3 separate regions of the Homo sapiens genome follow, and regions 1 and 3 are each linked to region 2. A link is a loop called in an ENCODE intact Hi-C map of the cell type or tissue named here. Cell type or tissue: heart right ventricle. All regions are shown on one strand.

Region 1 (8,000 bases), 320 kb before region 2:
TTGAGGTGATGAGATATGTAGGTACAAGCATCTACTTCCTTATGTCTCCTAGTGTTGTCCAATAAGAGCATTTACTTACTGGATATAAAGCATTACAATTTAATGCCCCCTCTTTCTCCTTTGTTTGCAGCCAGATCATTATAATCCCTTTAAAAAAATAAGTAATATATATGCATACTCATACAGACACATACACAGACACATAGATACTATAGATTTCATCTCAGGAGAGTAAACTGGGTGCAACAGTCATATTGAGCTACATTGTGCTGAAAAGGGTTATTTCTGGCTCAAATTACATGTGCACATTGTTCTTTGCTCCAGCAGAGGGAACAAGAGCATGCCAAATATACAGGTTTTTAGTGTTTTAACAACAAAGTGGCTCAGCTTCCTGCTGTTCATTGACCACTGTATGCCACATGGTCACACCCAACTTCAGCGACCTTGGGCCAAAGTCACCCAACTCTGTTCCCTGAAAGAAAAGGATCAGAATATTTGGAAAATCCCTAATGACAACCCAAGTGTTAAAAAAAGGAATGTTCAATTTTGTGGAGTTGTTAAGTCTTACATTAGGAAGATCCTATCCCACACAAATTAGAGAAAAATAACTTCGAATCTAAGGTGAGTCTGCATCAGAGTCATCATAGGAGCCTTTTTGGAGGAGGTGAGATTTGCAAGGTGGGCTGCTAGGTTATGGGAACAGAGGAAGACTTTTCAAAAGTGGACTGGGTGGCCATCAATGACAGACTGGATTAAGAAAATGTGGCACATATACACCATGGAATACTATGCAGCTATAAAAAAGGATGAGTTCATGTCCTTTGTAGGGACACGGATGAAGCTGGAAACCATCATTCTGAGCAAACTATCGCAAGGACAGAAAACCAAACACCGCATGTTCTCACTCATAGGGGGGAATTGAACAATGAGAACACCTGGACACAGGGTGGGGAACATCACACACCGGGGCCTGTGGTGGGGTTGGGGGAGTGGGGGAGGGATAGCATTAGGAGATATACCTAACATAAATGACGAGTTAATGGGTGCAGCACACCAACACGGCACATGTATACATATGTAACAAACCTGCAGGTTGTGCACATGTATCCTAGAACTTAAAAGTAAAATAAAAAAGTCTACTGGGTGGAAGATGGATATCATTCAGGGTGCTTTAAAGAATACCAGAGAACAGGTGGCTTATAAGCAACAGAATTTCACTTATAGTTCTGGAAACTGAGAAGCCCAAGATCAAGGTGCCTGCAGAGGTCCAAGATCAAGGTGTCTGGTGGGGACCCACTTCCTGGCTCATCCATGGCCGTCTTCTCTCTGTGTCCTCACATGGCAAGAAGGAGGAAGGGAGCTCTTTCGGATCTCTCTTATAATGGCACTGATTCTATTAATGAGGTCTCCACCCTCATGATCTAATTGCCTCCCAAAGGCCCCACCTCCTAATACCATCCAACGGCGGTTAAGTTTCAACATACGAATTTGGGTGGGGAGGGGGCCGCAAACATTTGGTCTGTTGTAATGTGGAAAGCTAGAGAATGAAGTATCTTGAACACCTACTGTATACTGACAGGAGCTGGACACTGTATGCAAGATTTCTATGGAGAAGCCATTTGCCCTAAGTTACACACTTTGGGGTTCCTTTCTGTTCTACCAGGCAGCCTCTGAGCGGGAGAACAGGCTGAGCCAAGGCACACTGGCTGGAAAGCTAGAGGCTTGTTTAATAGAGACAGGATTCTGGCCTGGCTATTGGGATCCTAAGAAGGAAAAGGGCAAGTGGGCATTATGGAGGACCCTGAAGTTCACTTATTTCCACCAACTTCACTGGTTAACTCCTGTGTAATGGGATTTTGCTGTGCCCATGAGGCATAGGAAGATGAATAAAATACATGCCTGCCACCAGGCTTATAGGTCAAAAAAAAAAGGACATTTTCTCTCCTGAGGCTGTAGGCCTTAGGAAGGCTTATGGGATCAAAGGACAGTGTGGCTGCAGGACATTGGCATGGAGAATGGAATCAAGAGAGCAGCTATGCAGGATGCGTCAACCCTGGGCTCTCTCAAAGGCACAGTTCCTTTGTCCCAGGGGCATCTCTTGGGTAGTCACAGGTATTGGCTGCCTTCCTTTAGACCAGAGGACCTGGGCTGCGCAGCAGGAGGGAGTGGCAGATGAGCAAGCATTACCGCCTGAGCTCCGCTTCTTGTCAGATCAGCAGTTGCATTTGATTCTCACAGGAGCTCAAGCCTATTGTAAACTGCACAGGGAGGGATCTAGGTGCATTCTCCTTACAAGAATCTAATGCCTGATGATCTGAGGTGGAACAGTTTCATCCCAAAACCATCCTCCTGCCACCCAGTCCCTGGAAAAATTGTCTTCCATGAAACCAGTCCCTGATGCCAAAAAGATTGGGAACCGCTGCTTTAGAAGGCTGCCTCTCTGCGGTGAGTCCAGAACCCAAACAACATGCTTCAGTGCTTGTAATGTTACATGGAAAGCCCAGAGAATGTTTCAAGATCCCAACTACAGACTTTGGTTTATTTTGGGTTTTGTTTTTTGTTTTATTTTGCTTTGCTTTGTTTCATTTTGTTTTGTTTTTGAGACAGACTCTTACTCTGTCACTTAGGCTGGAGTGCAGTGGTGCGATCTCAGCTCACTGCAGCCTCCGTCTCCCAGGTTCAAGTGATCCTCCCACCTCAGCCTCCCAAGTAGCTGGGACCACAGGCATGCACCACCACCCCTGTCTAATTTTTTTTTTTATTTTTAGTAAAGACGAAGTCTCACTATGTTGCCCAAGTTGGTCTCAAACTCCTGAGCTCAAGGGCTCCTCCTGCTGGGGCCTCCCAAAGTGCTGAGATTACAGGTGTGAGCCACTGTGCCAGACCCCAAATACAGACTATAGAATAAGTTTGGTGTCAATGCCATGATTTAAAGTGAGTATCCTCAGCAGGAACTCAATGGAAGTTGACGTTGACTGAGCCAGTACCATCAGAGATGAAGAATTATGACAGGAGAAAGGTTCCAATTGTTATAACTAGATAAATGAATCACCTAATTTCTCAAGGGTAAATTTTTGGAGAATTGTAGGAAAATGGATCTGGTGACAGTATCTGGTTGCCATATTTTATTTTCACTATTGAACATAAGTTGTCTAGGTACGGTGGCCACATCTGTGATCCCAGCACTTTGGTAGGCTGAGGTGGGTGGATCGCTTGAGCCCAGGAGTTCAAGACCAGGCTAGGCAATATGGAGAAACCCCATTTCTAAAAAAAAAAAAAAAAAAAAAACAAAAAAATTAGCCAGGTGTGGTGTGGTGCACACCTGTATCCCAGCTACCCAGGAGGTGGTGGGAGGATCAATTGAGCCCAGGAGGTCAAGGCTGCAGTGAGCTGTGGTCCAGTCCCTGCACTTCAGCCTGGGAGACAGAGTAAGACCCCGTCTCCAAAAAAAAAAAAAAAGAACTTAACTGAATTCATCTTATTCTCCATTATTTGTTTCCTGTTTCTTTCCCTCTCTGCTAGAATTATTGTGCCAGCGATAACAAGATTGTCATATCTGCTGCTATGCCCCAAGGCCTGGAAGAGTGCCCAGCTCATTGAAGGCACTCAGTCAATAAGTGTCAGTAGGCTAGATGAACAGTTCTTCCATGCCTAGATCTAACCTGACCTTCAAGGCAAGTTTTCCCTAATCCTGAAACTGGACCTTATCTTTTCTGGGCCTTGTTGATGGCACATGTTTTTGTCTAGATTCTGTAGCAGTAGAGCCTGAAGTAGAGATCCTTGAGCAGGGATCTTACAGAAGGAGTGCATGGGGAGACACTGAAGGGCAGTGAGGAAGCGGGGATGGGTGGAGGAAGGAGCCAGACCTCAGCAGAATCAGCCTCATGCTGATCCAGCAGGAGCCACTGATGTCAACCACAGAGGTGGTCCCAACCAGAGGCAAGGCGGCTGGGCGGTTACCCCTACATCCCTCAGTCACTGGCTACCGGCCACCCTGGATGAGAAAGGTGAAGGGGGTAGTCTTACCCCTCAGAAATCTGCCAGCAATTGTCTGCAGAAGAGGGCAGGGTAAGCTCTTAGCAACCCAACCTGCAGCCGCTGGACTGGGGAAGGCGCCTAGTCCTGGCACTAGCAGCTTTGGGGAGGATGCATTTCCCTGTTTGCCTTCTTTTTAGAGTCTTTATTAACATTCTTAAAAATAATAAAGCTTCTTGAGATCAAGATTCTTATCTCTTTAACTTTCATGTCCTCAAAAGCATCGGATGATGGACTTAGTAAATATCTCAATGAAAATCCAAAGATGGATAGATCAGTTATGTTAGTGTTTACAATCTAGTGTGAAAATTCTTAGACACATGTTCACTTTCTAAATGACACCAAAGCCATGCTTCTTATATTTATGTGGTCTCAATAAATAAGTTTTCTGTATGATCAGAAAAAAAAAAGTAAATGTGTGCTTTATCAAAAAAATATAAAGGGTTAAACCACTGCAAAATCCTCTGTAGGACACATTCTTTCTACAGGCAATGTAAGACTAAAGTTTTTCCTCCAAATGTAAATTATAGTAAATATTTTAACTTGTTCTTGCCCTTCATTATCTCACTTATGAGTCATTGTGTGGAAACAAGCCTGGTTGGCAGAAAAATCGGAACTGGAAAGAGCTCCTGCTATTTCCAAAGGGGAGCTCTTGGCTGCTCGTGTTACCAACCAAATGACCAGAAGAGGGCAGTGCACACCCAGACGCTGAATTTTGCCCTAAGAAGCCAAGATGGGGAACTTGTTGAGGGGCAGCTTGGCTGGGGGAGGAGTGGCTCTGAGTTCCAGACATATTCTGTTGTCTGCTGCCTCACCCGCCACTCAGGCTAAGTGACTGTGGTTGGGTCACGGCCCGCTGTAAGTGTTCCTCTGCTTGGGATCTGCCTTTCTGTGCTTCCAGGTTTGCTACTGTAAACCAAAAGGTGCCTGCAACAGGTCTCAATTTAGAAGTTTATTTTGTCAAGGTTAAGGATTCATGCCCGAGAGACAGGTCTGTGCCTTTCTCCAAAGATGATTTTGAGGACTTCAATACTTAGAGGGGAAAGGGTAGCTACTGGGGGAAGAGGAAGACATTTTTAAAAGGTGTGAGTTCATAAGAGGCAAACAGTCGCATTCTTTTGAGTTTGATCAGCTTTTCTCTATGCCAGAAGGGGTAGAGGAACAGTCACTTATGAATTCATCTAGCTCAGTGGATCTGCACTTTTACCTAAGATAAAATAAACATAGGGCAGAGGAAGCAATCAGATATGCATTTGTCTCAGGGGAGCCGAGGGATGGCTTTGAGTCCTGTTCTTTGTCCCGTACCTATGAAGAGAAGCTATCAGTGTACTTTGTCGGGGTGAAATTCAACAGAACTGTTTCAGGGTTGAGACACTGGGTCCCAGAAGGAATTTCCCAGTGGGCAAATTGTGAGCGAGGGAGGGAGGGAGGATTTTTTTTTTTAATCTTTGTAGCTATCTCATTTAGCAATAAAATGAGAGACAGGTTTGCCCCCAGTTCCCAACTTCACTTTTCTCTTTGGCCTACTGATTTGATCCTGAGATTTCTTTTCCTTTCACACTGCCCCATGGGCTGGGCCCAATCTCAGGCCTGGTGTTGCTGAGAAGCTCAGTGCAGCCTGGGTCTCCCATAGGCCACAGGGCAGGCAAACCTCTCCTCAGAGCTGAGTGTGTGGTTCCAATCAGGGATGGGGCTCTAGCCAGTCATTGGGGGGCCAGTCAAAGCTGAAGATGGGGACATTCTGAGGACCAGGGCTGGGTCTGATATTTTGATTGCTTGAGTGGGCGACAGAGAGCAGTGTTTCCTTAAATTTCCCCCCAAAGATATAAATCATGCCCTTCGCAACCTAATCCTTTCCTCTGTATCCCTTTCACTCTGGTGGGAGGACTCCTTTCCAGCAAAATTCTTTCTTGGGAGCAAATAAGGACTGCAAACTGCCAGGTCCCTTTCCCAGGGAGGGGCCTTTCCATTGCCACTACATCATTTCCAGGGCCTAAGTGTGAGGCCTGGAACCTGCCTACTCCTTTCCCAGGAAGTGAGGATGAGGATGAGGATTGGGCTTTCATGGGAGAACTCTCCATGGCTTCTACCAACCCTGGGGCCAGTCCCAGTGGATTCTAGGGGCAACAGAAGACTCCCAACTAAGCTATCCAGCTCTGAGCCAGCTGCCAGCTCTTCCCCACCCAGTCATTTCCGCTGCCTGGTTCTCAGCCAGCTCTGGAGCCATGGGGCAGGCTGGGATGAGGTCTGGGCTTTGGTGAGAGTAGCCCCTTGGTTCCTGAAGGTGTGAAGCCTGCCCCTAACTGCAAAGATAAATGAGGACTGCAAAAGGACCAACCAGCTCCCCGACTCACCACTTCAGATGACTTCTAGGTCTAGAAGCCCTGGGGAGCCAGAATGAATCCCGGATCCTCCTGGGGAAAGCTACTCTGTTTTTTATAACATTGTCCTGTGGGCCAGACCCAAACTCAGGCCTGGTGTTGCCAAGAGGCTCAGTGCAGCCTGGGTCTCACACAGGCTACAGGGCATGCAGACCTCTCCTCCAAGCTGAGTGTCAGGTTCCAAACAGGGATGGGGCTGTAGACAGTCCTGGGGGTGCCCAGTCAAAGCCAAGGATGGAGGCCCTCAAGCCTTCCCCTCTCAAGCCTGGGGCAAGAGATGACCCAGCCACCTTCCTCTCAGCCAGTTGCTGGTTTCTATTCCACTCTTCATAGACCATTAGCAGCATTTGATCCAGATGACTGTCCTCTCCTAGAAACCCTTTCTTGGCTTCCCTGTCACTACACTCCCCTGGCTTTCCTCCTACATCCACACTCTGGATTTCTGTTGTCAACTGGCATCGTTCAAATATATTCTGGTAAAGAATTTTCCAGAACTAAAGACTTGAATTAACAGACTGGCAAAAGTATAACATGTGCCAAACAGGGTAAGAATGAAACTGTACATCAATAATAAAGACCAAGCTTAAAGGCAACCAAAGAATGAAAAAAAGTGTCAGGCTATTTTTATCTTCAAAAACAATAAATGTCAGTAGCAATCACAGTATAAAAGTGTTGAAAGAAAATAACTGCCCAACTAAAATACACAGCCACTTTCTGAACTCAATCTTATAAAGACTGAGTGCTCTCCCCTACACAGAACTACTTCAAAAGATTAACTTCAACAAGAAGGAAAGATTGGAAATCAAATATTTTAAGCAAAGAAGTATATTGATAGAGCTCAATAAGCTCAAACTACAAACAATTGTAGGAACTATATTTAGGATTTTAAATAAGGTATGTCTAAAAGAGTAGACAACAATAACAGATTCTGCAAATGTAAATCTTGGAGAAAGTTACACATGCTTAAGTATGTATCTTGTTTTGGAGAAGGAAAGAAGGATGATCAACTTTCAAGTTTTATGGAAAAACATAAAATTAGGTATTTTGTTAAAATTGTAAATGTAAACAACACAATTAGAATAGAATGTATATTTGCCATATCAGTAAAAGAAAGGGAAGGGAAATAAGATAATGCAATGGAAGGCAAAAAAAAAAAAAAAGAGAGAGCAGATGAGCAGGTAGGGGGTGAAACAAAGGCATGGCGTATAGACTGTAAGGTCATGAAATAAGCTCAAAATGTCCTCAGTCGCAGTGAATAACCATAGACTAATTATGCCCATCTAAACACAGGCTATCAGTTGGGATTAAAATAAATTTTTCATCAATATGTTACATAGAGAAGATATATCTAAAATATAAAAAAGACAGCCCCTTCCACTCTATGAGGACACGGTGAGAAGGCACCATCTATGAACCAGACAGCAAGTCCTCTTCAGACACCAGATCTGCCAGTTCCCTGATCCTGGACTTCCCAGCCTCCAGAAGTATTTAAACAGTCAAGTAAAATCAAGCTGGATAATCATGGCAGAAAGTGAGCTTGATCCCTATGAATATGTTCTCATGAATATGCGATGAGAAGGCTGA
Region 2 (8,000 bases):
CAGTCCTCTTCCCCCAGGTCAGGGCCAAGGATAATGATTAAGACTAAGGCCCCAAAAGCCAGAAAACCTGCATGAACTCAGACTGCTTGGTCATTTTGTGCCTCAGTTTCCCCACTTGTAAATATGTAAAGTTGCTGTCAGGATTAAATGAAGTAATACATCCAAAGCTCCTATAAGAGGGCCAGTCAGATAGTGAGGACTCAACAGATATCGACAGCATAATTATCCCTGAAACTATCCAGACTCTATCTCTGTGGAACTCTGCCAGATCCCTTATCACACTCATCTTTTTCTTAATCCTGTAGTACATATTTGTCGGGATGTCTCAGCCTCTTGGGAGCAGGAACCTCATCTTCAGCATTTCTCTCCCCAACACCATTCGAACAAGCAAGAGGCACTCTATAAATGCTTTGTTGAATAAAATTAAATACCATGTATTTAGATTGAGATCAAAAACTGTTTACTTTATTGGGAAAAGGCCCCACTTCTGAGGGACCTATGACCACAAAACTGGCCTCAACAGGAAATGAAAGAAATCCCATGGCTTTACTAACTTCTTGTGGAATGAGTAGAGAAAACAAAGTAGAATTTTCTGGAATGAGGCACACACATGGAATCTAGCCATACAGGAAGCTGCCCTGGCAGATCATCTTTGTGATTTGAGGAACTCTGCCCAATATGCCCCTAACATAACTCAGCATCAGGGGCCATCTTTCCAAAATGGAGACACCACCTCTGACAGTCACAGCAGAATTCCATCCCTCAGCCACCATTTGAGAAAACCAGCCCAAGAGTCATGAGGGAAGGCATACACCCAGTACTCCAGCAGGACTGAATGGGATTTGGCAAGGGAAAGACTTTGGCTCTCTCTATGTCAGGCCCCAAGGCATCCAGCCTATCACAGGGTAGGAACAAGGACGCCCATCTTTTCCCTAAATAAATGCCATGATCCTTAGGTGGAGCTATGAGCTTAGGTTTTCTCCATGACCCACCATAAGTGTACATTATCCAAAAATGTCTGCAAATGCAGCAAAACCCAATGCAGGCCGTAGAAAAACACGCTGGGGAAGAACAAGAGAGCTGCTTCAGTCTTTAGGAATGAGACCCCAGGGATACCAGCAAACTTTCCCCCCTACCCCAAAAACAAAACCTCAGGCTTAGAGCAAGGCACAGAAGAGTGATGAATATGTTCCAGGCACAGTAATAAGGCCTGAAGAATAAGACTGCCCCCTGCCACACAAAACTGGGTTATTCAAACCCACTCAGCCTTCAAGGCTCAGCTTAGCCCTGCTTCATCCAGAAAACCCCCTCCCTCTCCTCTAAGCTCCTACGGCATCTCAATTAGCACCATCCATCTGACCCTGAAACAGATCTGCCTGCTATTTTTAGTTGACTTTTTCTGTGTGCTAAGTCACTAATTCTGCTCTTCTATGAACTTCTTAAGTTAAGGAAAGACCTCATACTTCATTCTCCCCTTCCAAATTCCAAGCAAAGTCAAGAATCCATCTCAATTCTTATTTATTGGAATAATTCTGAGCAAAACTCAAAAAGGTAGGGACACAGACAAGTCACCCCTATACTCAGGCAGCTGACAGTCCAGCAGGAGGAACAAAGTAGCCTGTCAACTCTCTCCAGCGTGACATGTGCCATGAGAGGTCTGAGAAACAGATCATGTCCAAGTATAGGTACAGTGAAGAGATCAGGAAAGGCTTCTTGAAGAAGGCAACATTCCAGACGACTTAAAGATGGGGCATCACAGTTGGGACAGTGAGTTGGCTGGTTTGATTGGGTGGGTTGGTTAGTTGGTTGGATGGAATGGATGTTTGGATAGTTTGTTGGTTGACTAGATGGTTGGTTGGCCGGGTTGGTTAGGTTGGTTGGTTGGGTGGGTTGGTTGGTTGGGTGGGTGAGATGATTGGATGGGTGGAATGGTTTGTTGGATGAATGGATGGTTGGATGGTTGGTTGGGTTGGTTGGTTGGTTTGGTTGGTCGGTTGGGATGGTTGGTTGGTTGGGTGGTCAGATGGCTGGTTAGTTGTTTAGTTGGCTAGATATATGGTTGGGTGATCAGGCAGTCATGTAACTAGTTTTGTATGAACAAAAAAATTACTGAGTAAATTAATGAATGCCAACAGGCAAACTAAAGTTCAAATTGTTTCAATTATATGAAAGACTTACCACTTTTAAGTTTCACGATACTATCACAGACAGATTAGCATAACTTTCCCTTCCATTCTCCTTGCTAAGTGCACTCTCTCATTTGCTTGGCACTTATTATTGCCAGGTACAGAGACATGGCTGAGTAAAGACAGAGAAATAAGGCCCCATTCCAGGCCTCAAAAAGTTCATGAATATAAATATGAGTTATCAAATCATTGTTCTATACTGAGGGTTGTCCAAGATACTGAAGGAACAAAAGAAAGCAGCCAAACTCTGCTAACCAGGATAGGATTAGGGTGAGATAATCAAGAAGCCTAAGGTGCAAAATTTTAAGAGACCTTCCCTCTCAGGTTAATGCAGGTGTCCAGCCTGCAGCTGAACAACTGTGAGAGTGAGTAGCTCCTTACATTTTGCATCCTAGATGCTTCACCTCACTCAGCCTTGTTCTGGTCCTACTAACCTCTATGTGGGCCTTTATATGGGATTCTGGTAGCCAGGAACTGCTGGAACATAGCTAACAGAGCAGCACAAAAGCATCTTGGAGTGAGAAAAAAAGGAATACAGGAAAGATTCTCCATAATACCACTCCTGCTCTCTCACACTCATCTCCCAAATATTATCTCAGAGCCCAACAACTTCCTTCCATCTAACAGCTGCTACTTCTCCTGCATGGAACATCTTCCCAGCCTGTATCCCAGGACTCAGAACCTAGGATGGAGCTGGCAAGGGCCCAGGTGTGGTCCAAGGGAGATCTCAGAGCTGCCATGCTGATGTCCACAGATGGACAATACAAGATCACTCATCTTCCCTTCCAGGGGGATGTGTGGCCACTCTCTCACTTCTTTAGCCGCACTTTCTGGATCTCAAAGGAAATCTGAGTCAAGGGAAATCTCTTTCCTCTGCAGACGCATCAGATCAGAGACTTGGAAACCATGGAACTGAAGGTACCTTGGGGTTATAATAACCACACAAGGTTTAGGGGTCATCAACCCCATTTTTGGAGGGCTCAGAGTGGCCTGTAACATGCACTGGAGCTGTTTCTCATGTTTAATCTCCTGTGCCTACTTTCAGGAGGCCAGCAATCAGAAGGAGAAATGGCATTCCACTGTGGACTGGGGGCACATGTATAGGGTAAAATGTGATCAACAGGCTGAGAAGTGGGGAGAAGTGGCTGAGCATCGGGCATCAATGGCAGGTGTGGAGGACAGCTGTATCCACCACAGAAGAGAGGTCCCCAGAACAGGTTAAGAAGGTGAGGCTGAACCAGTGCAAGAGCCCAAGCAGGCCACTATCCACACAGGATGACCGGCATGCTGGAAAGGAAATAGGTATTGTGTGTCTCAAGAGTCAGATTTTGAACCTTAATAGTCTGATGTGAAGTCCAAATAATGCATAAAGACAAATTAAAATGAAAATTCTCCCCATTACTCATCCCATGAGGTGCAGATGTTTTCAGAGCTGGGATGCTCAGAAGCAGGGAACAGTCAATGAACCGCAAATGCCACATCCTCTGTAAGCCTCCTCCAAGTCCCGGCTGGCACAATTCATTCCCCCTCAGGACACAGAGAGGCATCTGTGCGCCCGTGGCTTTCACTCCAGATCTGGGGGCCTCCAGAGGCTCTAGAGGACCTGGGAGAGTTTGGGATGCACTTGTCTCTCTCCCCCTGGACTGCTTAAGAAAGGTCTGGTAGGGCCTGGTGAATGTCCCCTGAATTAAATTATGCAACAAGGGCAACGAGACTAAATCGCTGGGGTTGGGAGGATTGATGAAGATCTGCTGCCATCTACTGTCCATTCTTCTGCAAAACCTGAAAAACTGCCAGGCATCCCCAGTGTCAGAGGAGTGTTTCAATGCAAAGGCAGAAACACTGAGGCTTTGGGCCCTTGGCTGTATCAAGGCTGCAGAGACCCACAGCAGAACAAGGCAGGTTAATCTTCCCCTGGATCTGTGAATTAAAAGTACAGCCATTCCTTCTCCAATGTTACTGGTTTACCAGGAAGTCTTTTGCATTAAACACTGCCTCTCCAAGCCCAGGGCCCTCCTGCCCCCTCAATAGCGTCCCTTAACTGCTCCCTGAACTTCCACTCCTTTGTGAGGGCCACAATTTAGCACCCAATTACACAGGGCATCCCAGTGCACCCTGGGCTTCTGGAGGCAGGGAACCATATCATGCACTGGCATCCCCAGTGCCTACCTGGGCTATGACACCTCTGAACTCACTAAGACAAAAGGACGTGACCCAGCCACAAAGCCAGTAATGGGTAATATGATGCTCTTGCAGAGGGCTGCACATGTCATGATGGGAAAGGCTGTCTGAGCCTGGAAACAGTTTCGTTTCAGTCTCACCTTCTGGAGTCTGTATCCTAACCTGTAAAAGATCCCTGCTTGGCCCATCTCACCAGGGCATCCAATGCATCTAAGGTGATATCCAGGGACAGGCTTTGCAGTTTATCTTTACTGTAATACCTAGGGGTTGGGTGAATGCAGAAGGAGCCATGAGAACTGACATGGAGGCCACAGGTGTCCCACCCAGCTGCCTCAGACAGGTAAATACTTCCCAGCTGCTGTCAATGTCAGCTGCTAAGGGCTCACAGCTGCATCCTTTTCTGGAGAATCGTCCTTTGCCAAACTCATCTAGGAGGTTGCACACTGCCCGCCCCACTCCAGGATGGGCAGCCCACAGCCAATGACTAAGAGGGGCACAAAAAGCTCACTCCCTTGCCTTAAACATGGGACTAACTCTGAGTCAATTCATGCTCCACATCTCCCCAGGGGATCAGCCTGAGCCCTTAGCCCTCACACCTTTGCTGAGCTCCTTCCCCTGCCCAGTTCCACTTTCCTCACCCCACTTCCTCCTGAGAGCATGCCCCCAACAAATTACATGTACCGGAATCTGACTCAGGCTTGGCCCCTAGGGCATTGCTTCCCAAAGCTTGACACGCATGACATCACCTAAAAAGCTTGTTAAAACCCAGATTCCTGGGCTCCACCCCCAAACTTCTGACTCAGTGGGTCAGACAAGCTGTTTCTAAAAAGTTCCCAGATGATGCAGATGCTGCCAGTCCAGAGATCACAGTTTAAGAACCATTGTTCTTAGGAACCTAACCTGAGAAACCATTCAACAAGTAATAGGCAAAGGGGTTAGGGATGGTGGAATTTAACCTTGCCCTAGTCAGCCTGCCTTCAGCTCAAAATGCTGCAGCCAGGAACAGCCTGGAACAGGCCTCCAGTGACAGATGCTCATACTCAGGGCTGGGAGTGATTCCAGGTTGCTGTGTCCTAAATCCATTTACTATATACCCACAGGTGCTCAGAGGAGCCTATAGTCTAGGAAGGACTCCAAAGTCACAGGACCCTGGTTTACAGGCTCATTATTTACATAAGATGAGCCTTAGAGAGGTCAACTGAATCAAAGTAATTCAGAGATTACAAAAGAAGTCAGAAGTCTGGTCTAGGCATGTGTAGAGGGTAGAATTGGGGAGCCATTACAGAGCAGCCCATCCTACCCCTTCATTTACAGACAGGAGCACAGAGGCCCAGAGAGGCCTGGAGGTCTGCTCAGCAGACTGCAACCTGCAAGCACAAGACAAAGAAGTGCATGACATAAAGGCAAGATGGGGACTTGCTTTTACTGTCCTTAGACAGTAGCTGTGAGCAACCCTACTAACTTGGGCTCTAGTAATAGTCCTGGTGTGGAAGCCTCTTAAACAGCTTCAATAAAACCCCAGTGCCAGAGGAGAAATGTCACAGCACAAAAGTAACAGGACAGCTCACTGCTCACATGTGTGGACTGCAAGCACATGGACCCTGAACTAAGGCCACAGGAAGGCCAGTTCACAAAGAAACACCACTGGCCTGATAGAAAGTAAGATGCAGGGCTGGGCGCAGTGGCTCACGCCTGTAATCCCAGCACTTTGAGAGGCCGAGGCGGGCGGATCACAAGGTCAAGAGATTGAGACCATCCTGGCTGACATGGTGAAACCCCGTCTCTACTAAAAATGCAAAAAAAATTAGCCAGGCGTGGTGGCGGGCGACTGCAGTCCCAGCTACTCGGGAGGCTGAGGCAGGAGAATGGCGTGAACCCGGGAGGCGGAGCTTGCAGTGAGCCAAGATCACGCCACTGCACTCCAGCCTGGGCGACACAGCGAGACTCTGTCTCAAAAAAAAAAGAAGAAAGTAACATGCAGACCAGAGGTATAAATTATGGCCCAATGACCATGACCTAAACCTGCTTCTCCCACAGTCTTCATTTCAGGGAACGGCAACCCCCCTCTTACAGTTGTTCAGCAAAATCTTTGCAGTTATCCTTGCCTCCTTTCTTTCTCTAACACAGCACATCCAATCCATACACGAATCCCAATGAGATATGTGGTTTCGGTCAATATCAGACCACATATATCACAGTGGTTCCATAAGATTATAGTATCATATTGTTACTGTACCTTTCCTAAATTTAGATGTGTTTAGATAAACAAATACTTCCCATTGTGTTACAATGGCCTATAGCATTCAATACGGCAACATGCTGTCCAGGTGTGTATACTAGGAGCAACAGGCTAAGCCATTTAGCCTAGGTGTGTAGTAGGCTGCACCATCCAGGTCAGTGTAAGTACACTCTATGATGTTTCCACTTCAGCAGTCTCGAGGAGAGAGACAGGTGCACCCCAAACTCTCCCAGGTCCTTCAGTGCCTCCAGGGGCCCACAGATGTGGATGCGCTTCTGAAAATGCACTTCTCAGAACATAGCCCTGCTGATGTATGTCTGTATGTATGTATACACCCATATTCTAGCCCATGTCTCACCACCTTCACTGCCATTTCCCTGATGCAAGCCACCACCAGCTCTCTTCTACTACTGCAGTTGCCTAACTGGTCTCCCTGCCTCCACACTTGCCTTCCTCCTTCCACACTTGAATCTATTCAACACAGCAGCCAGAGGGACCCTATTAAAACACAAGTGAGATCACAGCATGTCTCTGCTCGACCTCCAAAGGCTCCCATATCTCCTAGATGCGGGAGTATCCAAAGTAAAAGCCAATGCATTCAGCAGCTTCCAGGCCCCACATGACCAAGCCCTTGCTTCCTTTCTTGCTTTTTTTCCTCTCTCCCTCATGTAGTCCAGCCTCAATCAGTAACATGCTCCCACTGCAGGGCCTGTGCACAACTGCTGTCGGCATTTGCGTCCAGAGATCAAAGTGCAAGTTCCCTGTCTCCTTTCTGGCCTCCTCTCAAGTGTAACCCTCTCTGGTAGGTTTTCCTGGCTACCTCTTTATAAAATAGCAGCTCTGTCCCCAGGGCTCCCTGTCACTCTTCCATGATTTATTTTTCCCCTTAGCACTTGTAATCCTCAGATATGTTATATATTTCCTTGTTTTGGTGTTATTGTGGGCTGCCTCGTCTCACTGGAAGTGGAAGATCCAAGAGGGCAGGGACTCAATCTGCTTTGTTCACAGCTGACTGGCTGGTGGGTCTGGCACACAGTAGGCCATCGCAGGTGGTGTGCTGGTAAATGTTAACAACTGGCTCTCCAGGGATGGGGACCTTGATTTGCTGCATTTGCCAATCTCCATGGTATAAATATTCTAAACATGACCAATTCCAAGCTACCAATGTGATGTCACTGAATGCAAAGTTAAGAAGGGGCACTAAAAATCAGCATTCGAAGCCAGTACAAGCCATCTTTAACATACTGCTGGTCCTTGCTAAATAGTTGTTGAATAAATTAACTGAATAAATGAGTATGTCTGTGAATTGACAGGGTCTTTTTTTTTTTTTTGAGGGTATGACTCCAGGAATTCAGAGTCTGAAATCAAGTCTACCCAAAACCAAAGGATCTGTA
Region 3 (8,000 bases), 170 kb before region 2:
CACAGAGGGACCACAGAAGTCAGAGGTAGACATACAGGGACCTCAAAAGAGAGTCAGATGCAGAGACAGGGAGGAAGGGCTGCACCTGCCCCGGGCTGGGTAACAGCTGGGGTGGGGATGTGGCCCCCTTGCTCCTCCAGAGCATGGCAGACCCGTGGTAGCTGCCCAAATTCAAGTGTGGACTCCAGTGGCGTGATGAGGCAGCCTAGCACATAGATGTCAGCACCTTTGCCGCCGAGCGGGAAGGCGTGGTCCACTTAGCACGGGTCCTCCAGGCTGGCAGAAGCTCAGGGTCATGGCCATGCCACTTCCGTGAGATCTCAGTCCTCACCTCCAGGGACAAGGAAGAGGACGTTAGGAAGGTCCCCCTGTGGCTTTGCTACTCAACCCCAATGAGACTAAGGTGCAGGGAGAGGCCGTGTAAGAGAAACAGAGACATGGGGCAGGAAAAGTCATGCTTGGCAACAGGTACTGCTAAGTACTACCTCTGGAGGATACTACTTTTTCCTTCCTGTGAGTATTTCTCACCATTCTTTTAGCTCCTTTCTCTGCCTTTTAGCCCTGCCTTTGTCTGAGCCCAGTTAAAGACATTTATAGGTGCTTTCTTGAGTTCCTGGCCAAATAACCACCCTGTTCTCTCTTAATCACTTAGACCACTCCTTGCTCTGGGATTCAATTTTGTGAGCTCAACTCTGGCCACTGGAAATCTGTCCAGAGGACATGACCTGAAGGGAGAGAGGATTCAGAACTCTGTCTGAGGGGTTGCAGTTGAGGAAACTGAAAGTAAGTAAAAGAAAAGTAGCCTGGGGCAAGATGGAACGGTGGGATTGGGGGGTGGGGGTGCTGTCTGTATCTTCACATCTCCAAGGGGCTTTCAGGGGCATAGGGTGCTGAGAGAATGTGCCTCATGCAGTAGAGCCGAACTGGGGTTGTGGTGAAAGATAAAAGGAATCAGATATCTGTTCAACATAAAGATGATCTTTCCACAGCTGCCTGACAACAGAAAGAGCTATTGGGATGTAGTAAGCTCACTGTCACCAGAGGTATGTAACCACCTGGTCTCCGGCACTGCTTCCCAAGACAGCTCCCTTCACACCTCTCTGTGGAAACACTTTTTCCACACCCCACCAGCCTCAGCCTGGGATGCTTCTTGCCCCTCCCAGGACCCCCAGGGCCCATGGTCTGCTACAGCCAGACACCAGATAAGGCTGCATGGGACTTAGAGAGGTCAGGTGAGGAATAAAGAGAGGGAGAGTGGAAGGAGCAGTAAGGGACAGAGGTGGCAGATGAGATGGGAGCAAAACTCCACAGCGAAGGGGACAGGGCATCTGCAGCCAACTCTCACAGAATGCAGAGCCCATGGCAAATCCATGGCCAGCAGAGGGAGCGCATGGCCCTGCAGGTGCACAAAGGTGGAACTTGGGAGTCCGGGGCATTGAGATCAATTCTCCCCCGCCTCTCTCCCCAGAGCAGGACTGTCCTAAGGGGGAAATTCAGTGTCTCCTGGGTGGAATTCACTTTGCGTCAGTCTCTGTCGTGTCCCCACGTTTCCACATGTGCAGCAGCACCATCTGTTCTGTCTTTTCATGTCTATCTCCCCTTCTGTCCACTCTCTTTGTGTGTCTGTTTTCTTTAGGTGCTCTCTCTGTTTCTTGGGCTCCAGATCTTCCTCTTTGTCTCTGCATCTGATTATTTTCCTAGTTCCCTGTATGTTTACCTCTGACTTTCTTGGCTCCTCTATCTGTTCTCTCTGATTGTCTCTCCCTCAGCTGGCGTACCCCCTCCCCAACTCTCCTTTTTGTTCAATTTTAGGAACACAGAATTGGGGGATTCCTTCTGACTCCCTACCCTAATCCCCCTCCTTATCCCTGAAAGGCCTCCTCCACCTCCTGAAGAGTAGCTAGTAGAACTTGGCCCAGCTCAGAGGAAGGATGGATAAGAGATGTTTACAGGAAACATTCCGGTTCAGCTTGATCCAGAAGCTCAGGACAGACTACCACAAAAGCTCACAAGAGTGAAGGTGTGGCCTGAGCTGGGGTTTACAGGGCCTGAGTGGGAGAGAGGAGGAGGGGCCTTAGGTCTGGTGGGAGGGGGACTCCATGAGGGATAGCCTCAAAAATCACACACCTCTTGGTTGAGGAAGCAGTAGAGGATGGCAACAATGAAGCCCTGTGGGTCCAAAGAAGAAAGACCCCATCAGAACCCTTTGGCCTGGCCTGAAGGTGTCCACCGTCTTTCTGCTACCTTTTCCCTACTCATCCCCAGGCTATGGCTTGGGCCAGGTTTGATTGAAAGGGGAATTTAAATGCATTCATTACTTACTATGTGCCAGGCATATTGTCATAGAATTGTCATAGCAAGCCTGCCAGGGCTGTACTGTTGGCCCCATTTCTCTGACTTTATTTCTGCATCCCTTGTGAATGAGCACAACACTTGGCACATAATAGGGGATCAGTAAGAGTTGAATAGATTGGATGGATGGGTGGATGGATGGATAGATGGATGGATAGATGAGTGGGTGGGTGGATGGATGTATAGATGGGTGGGTGGGTGGATGAATGGGTGGGTGGATGGGTGGGTGGGTAGGTGGTTAGGTGAGTGGATGGATGGATGGATGGATGGGTTGGTGGGTGGGTAGATGGATGTATGGATGGATGGATGGATGCACGGATGGATGGATGGATGCATGGATGGATGGATGGATGGAAGAATGCATGGGTAGTTGAATACGTAGATGGGTGGCTGGAAGATGGACAGACAGACAGATATTTGAATAGATGGATGAAAAACATAGCCCTCACCCTGTCATGAACTCAGCCAAGGCCCGTGGGCAACAGCACCTCCCTCCAGCACCCTCAATGGAAAGAAAGAGTGCCTGTGGGGGCCCTCACCTGGAAGGAACCCAGTCCCAGCTCCAGGGGGAGGCGGATGCCCAGGCCAGCATTGTCTGGCAGGAAGTTGAAGATGATGTAGTGAATTCCAAAGAGTGGGATCAGGAAAAGTGTCGACTTGGAGAGACGCCTGCAGGAAAGACAAATCCTAGGCTCCCAAGACTGGGATTAGAAACTGTCGTGTGCACTTCATCTCCTCTCACTTCCTACCACCTCCCTATATCCACTCTGTGGAACAGCCACCTTGGGAAACGCCACCTCCCCACAATCACTCTGGGCTTTTTTATTTCTGGGCGCTGGATCCTGCTGATTCCCCTACCAACTGTTATTGCCCCAGTTTATCCCAAAGTCTATGCATCTTTCAAAGTGTGGATCAAAACCACTTCCTCCAGGAAGTCTTCCTTGACCACACCACCCTTCAACTAGAAAGGATCCCTCTCCCCAGGCTCCCATAGAAATTGATCCCAGCACTCATCGTTCTATTTGGCATGGGAGCTGGCTGTTTGGAGTCCTCATCCTTCCAATATTGTGATCCCCTAGAAGGAAGGGGCCAGGTCTATTCTGTCTCTGGGAACATAGGGAAGAAAGAGTATGGGGCTGAGGTCATGAGTGCTTATTGGATGAGACAGACACATTGAATCCCCCTCCAGTTACCCTTTCCCAGTATCCCCAGACACAAACACACAGTACCAATACTGAGACTGGGTATGGAGGCTGCCCTGAGCTGGCTCCAGTTTCCTCACCAGGATGCGGATAATATTGAGAAAAAGCCCAAAGTTCACCTGGAAATAGAGGCATAGGAAGGTGGAAGACAAGGGTCAGGGGGTAGCCTTGGGTGGCTGGGGTGAGCCCCAGCCCATTTGGGGACTAGAAAATTTAAATCCTTGAGACGTGAGAATGTGCAGGTGAATGAATGCACAGATCATTGCTCCAGAACTGGTAGCCTGGAGATGGGGGGGCGGGGGTCCCACATTTGAGCATTGGACAGAGAAGGACCAAGTCCTGGGATCAAGGGGGGCGATCAGGCCTTGCCACCTGCCTCCAGCCACCTCCCAGGCTCTTCTCTAGCACAAAGCAGATGTCCCTCACTTTGCACAGTTGCTAAGTTGCAAAACATTTGTACATTTACCAAAGCCATGCAAAGCAGTCTTCACTGCCTCTGTGTTGTGTGTGAGAGCAGAGGGAGGAGAGGGGTTTAGCTGCAGACTCCATTTACTGCCCCCACCCGGCACCCCTAGTCTCTCACTGTGGTGGTAAATGATCTGCAACCAGCACATTAGGCTCATCAAAATTGAGCTGGAACAGCCTGCATGCTGATGGAGACCACCACCCCTCTAGTTTTACCAATGGGATACTGAGGCCCAGAGAGGGCCTCACAGAGAATCAGTGGCAGAGCAAGGCTGGAGCCCAGTTTTCAAGACACCCAGCCTGGAGTTGCATTTCCTGCTGTGCACAGCCCGTCAGTAGTTCCAGGGAAGTTGACTGAATAAAGCAAAGGGCACTGGCCCAGGGACTGACCCCGACCGAGAGGACAATGGGCCCTTTGATGATCCACCAGTAGGGGGAGGTGTCGTCCAGGTCCCAGCACCTGGGGAGAGAGGAAAGAAGGCCGTTGTTGGAAAGTCCCCTTCACTGTGGTGACGCAGGCACCTCCCTCTCAGGCATTCATGCCTTCTGGTCTCACCCACCTCCCCTCCAGCCTTTTCTCCTGTCTCAGCCAGTTAAGGTCTCACCCAAAGGGGCACCCCAATCCAGGCTGGGCTCACCCTTTCTATCCACCTAGATGGACAAACGTTTCTGAACTCTGTTCAATGCCTCCTTGCTGGCCCCCTGGCAGCTCCCTCACCCCACCTTCCCCCAGCCCCACAGCCCTGGGAATCTGAGCTCCACTCTCCTGCCTGGCTCATGCCCCTTCTGTGCTACTCACAGACTGTTCTCCCACCCCCCATCCTAGCCGGGCAGTCCCTTCTCCTCCTCTTCCCAGCCTGGAGAACAGCCCATGGCCTGACTGTCCACTCCACACCCCATGTAGGACCAGCGGGTATGACAAGGTGGCCGCTCCGACTCACGCGATGTCCTCGAAGGCCAGTTTGCAGCTCACCCACGTGCCAGTGAAGAGCACGGGCAGCCCTACAGGAGTACAGGGAAGACACAAGCGAGGGAGTCTGCATCCTTGACTCTGAGATCTGGCGCCACCTCCCACCACCACCATCAGCCACGTAGGGCACTGCAAAGGCAGGGCCAGGCAGGACCCCAGAGCCAGGGCCCTGGTCCCACCCTCCAACACTTGCTGCCGGACTGTGGCCTGTCCCTCTCCTTCTCTGGGCCTCAGAGTGAGGTGGAGGGGCCTTTATGTAAACTCCCTGGGCCTTTCCAGCCCTTTACCTCCCCATGGTGCCCAACCCGCCCTCAGTGCTCACCCCAGCCAGCGAGAACCAGCCACCAGAAGGCTCTCCTTGAGCTGGGGGAGGTGGAGGCCAGGAGGCAGTTCAGGTAGACGGCTTCTGCCAACAGCCAGCTGAAGTTGGTCATGGTGGCGAAATGGGAGGCGGCCACAGAGACCTTGCATAGAACCTGGGGGCCAGGACCTGGGTGCTTCAGAGCTGGGACACCCACTGGAGCCCCATCCCAGTCTCCTCTACCCTACTCAGATACAGAACCTCCAGGCCCCTCCATGTTAGGCTGGGACCTGCAGCTCCTTGGGCCACCCAAGAGGGGATGTGGTGATATACAGTGAGGGTTAAGAGCACAGATTTGGTATCTAGACAGCCTGGCTTCTAATTTACTATCTATTTCCTGTGCAAATCTCCTCACACCTTAGCTTTTCATCTGTAAAAGGAAAAACCTCCAATACCTAGATCAAGTCCTCATCATAAGGATTAAATGGAAACTGCCTAAGACTTGCTTCTATTTTCACTTACCCCCATCCTTCCTGAGCTGAAGTCAATCCCTAGAGCTGTGACTTATTCAGCCACAGCTCTGTCTTGCAAAAAACACACACAGGCACCCGTGCATTCACTCACTCACTGCATGACTTGATCACCTGCCGGCAGGGGAGCAGGACCACCTCTGAGTTCAGTTGGCCCAGGTTTGATCCCAGCCCCACCCGTGTGCCACTGGGTGACCTTGCCAACTGTCTCTCCTCTACAAAATGGGATTAAAGTGATGCTTTCTTCTTCAAGCTGTTTTAAAAATTCAAGAGATAATGCCAGCTGACTCTTGAACAACAAAGGTGTGAACTGCTGAAGTCCATTTACACATAGATTTTCTTCCATCTCTGTCACCCCTAAGACAGCAAGATCAACTTCTCTTCCTCCTCCCCCTCAGGCTACTCAACATAAAGACGATGAGGATGAAGACCTTCATGATGATCCACTTCCATTTAAAAACAGCCAATTTTTATTTTCTCTATGATTTTCTTAAAATTTTTTCTCTAGCTTACTTTATTGTAAGAATACAGTATATAACACGTGTAACAGACAAATATGTGTTAATCGGTCATTTATGTTATTGGTAAGGCTTCAGGTCAACAGTAGGCAATCAATAGTTAAGTTTGGGGGACACAAAAGTTATACTTGAATTCTCAGCTGAAAGGGGGGTCAACACCACTAAACCCACATTGTTCAAGGGACAACTACATATGTAAAGCACTTAGTGCAATGCCTGGCACAAAATAAGTGCTCAGTATGAAGTATGATTAATTCTTTCATCAGTTAATTGAGGTCATGTGTTAGTTTGCTCCCTGATTTCGCTGTTCATTTCCAGCACACTTGCAGAGGATCTAGCAGGTGCTGGGTCTCCACATTCTGCCCAACTTCCCTTTAATTTCAATTGCCTCTTATTGTCTCCACCCCATCTCTCCCATGGTGCCTTCCCAGTTTCTTGGACATGGCCCAGGTCCTCCTGTCTTTGAGAGTTTGTTCACCCTGGTCTCTCCTCTTGAAATGTTCTCCTTCCCCATCTCCCTATTGTTGCTGCCAATACAGCTCCAGGGTCCTCTCCTCCCTGAAGCCCCCTCTCGTTCTCTCCTAGCTCTCAGCTTCCTCCACTTGGGAGTCCCCTAATCTGTGTGCATTCTGTCCCATGGGCTCTTCCTGAAGGAGGGACCCAGCTCCTCCCAGCCCCTTGCGTACACACCCCCAGCACAGACCTATGAGTGCTCAGGGAGGGGTGAAAGGAAAGGAAAAGGCTGTGCATAGTGAAACGTGGTCTAGGTTGGACTACAGAACGCGGAGTAGAGCATGCAATATGGGAAATGACATGGATCGACACCACAGTCCAGGAAAGGCGTGAGGACTTAGGGGGTGACATGGGAAAGGAGCATTTTCCTGTTCTGTAATTGGCCATGCGGGAGCCCCAGGGTCAGCCCACAGGGCAGGGAAGCCTGACGCAGGCACATCTGGGTCTGTAATCCTACCTCCTCTCTCCCCCACCTGCCCAGCCCCTTCACCCATGGCCATTACAGTGGAGAAGCTGCAGTGGTCAGTGTCGTCGCTGTGGAAAAGGGCAGCATCCTTCAGGAACACAGCTCCCGCCTTGAGGATAAAAGTGGTGAACAGCTGGGTGTGGACGTAGTTCCGGGGGCAGTGGAGCCTCCTGGGGGTAATGGGAGAAATGAGGAACAAGAAGCAAGCAGGGAGAGGGGATTCTGGTGTGCTGCAACTGGGCTGAACAGGGCAGGAGGTGAATCGAATCAAACTGGATGCAATCAAACTGAATTGAATTGAGCTGAACTTGAGGCTTCAGTTTAACCCTTGCAGGACAGCTGAGCAACCATTCCTGTGCTCAGGGTAAGTGTGGAAAGAGAGGAATATCTGGTCCCTGCCTCGAGGGTGCTCACAGTCTCAGGGAACAGAGGCAGAAACGGCAGGTACTGCCCATGGGAGCCCCCTGGATGATCAGAGACACTCATCCCCATGAGACCAAGAACAGCACAGGCCAGATGCAGTGCTCAGACTTCGAAGGCTGGAGGAGGGGGTGGGGTCTTAAAGGGGACAGTGGTCAGAGAGTTATAACAGTCAAGAGGGGCTCTGGGCAGGAGGCAGAGGACTGTCAGATGCAGATAGGAGCTGGGCTTTCTCAGTTATAAATACACTGAGAACAATGAGG

The links. A loop is a pair of places that touch in the nucleus more often than their neighbours do. Peaks named below come from ENCODE experiments on the same cell type or tissue, not always from the same donor. Only the 100,000 strongest peaks of a DNase experiment are listed, where the experiment ranks them.
Region 1: it touches region 2 in a loop (11-fold over the local background); 84 of 110 quality-filtered maps call a loop at or near these places.
Region 3: a loop joins it to region 2, with 7 times the contacts of the local background. A loop is called at or near these places in 95 of 110 quality-filtered maps.

The regions. Positions count from the first base shown.
Region 1 is chr7:31,119,508-31,127,507 of GRCh38, reverse strand. It overlaps the pseudogene LOC124901821. Among named protein-coding and RNA genes, the nearest start is that of ADCYAP1R1, 71 kb to the right of the region's middle. In heart right ventricle, CTCF peaks have their summits at 342 (motif pointing right) and 4,715 (motif pointing right); DNase peaks (open chromatin) are centred at 3,967 and 4,717; H3K27me3 peaks cover 659 bases.
Region 2 is chr7:30,796,835-30,804,834 of GRCh38, reverse strand. All of the region lies in intron 5 of MINDY4 (MINDY lysine 48 deubiquitinase 4), which reads right to left. The region is part of intron 7 of INMT-MINDY4 (INMT-MINDY4 readthrough (NMD candidate)); the gene reads right to left. Among named protein-coding and RNA genes, the nearest start is that of MINDY4, 29 kb to the right of the region's middle. RefSeq lists enhancers at 3,920-4,049, 4,916-5,035. In heart right ventricle, CTCF peaks have their summits at 3,749 and 3,951 (motif pointing left); DNase peaks (open chromatin) are centred at 3,954, 5,074 and 7,174; H3K27ac peaks cover 5,876 bases.
Region 3 is chr7:30,971,450-30,979,449 of GRCh38, reverse strand. It overlaps GHRHR (growth hormone releasing hormone receptor), which reads right to left. Exons shown (of 13, transcript NM_000823.4): 6 at 7,355-7,487; 7 at 5,312-5,465; 8 at 4,961-5,021; 9 at 4,410-4,479; 10 at 3,582-3,673; 11 at 2,892-3,021; 12 at 2,128-2,169; 13 at 1-331. The coding sequence ends at 206. Among named protein-coding and RNA genes, the nearest start is that of GHRHR, 11 kb to the right of the region's middle. RefSeq lists a silencer at 4,401-4,579 and an enhancer at 4,231-4,590. In heart right ventricle, CTCF peaks have their summits at 1,372 (motif pointing right), 4,235 and 4,443 (motif pointing right); DNase peaks (open chromatin) are centred at 1,379, 3,829 and 4,459; H3K27me3 peaks cover 2,630 bases.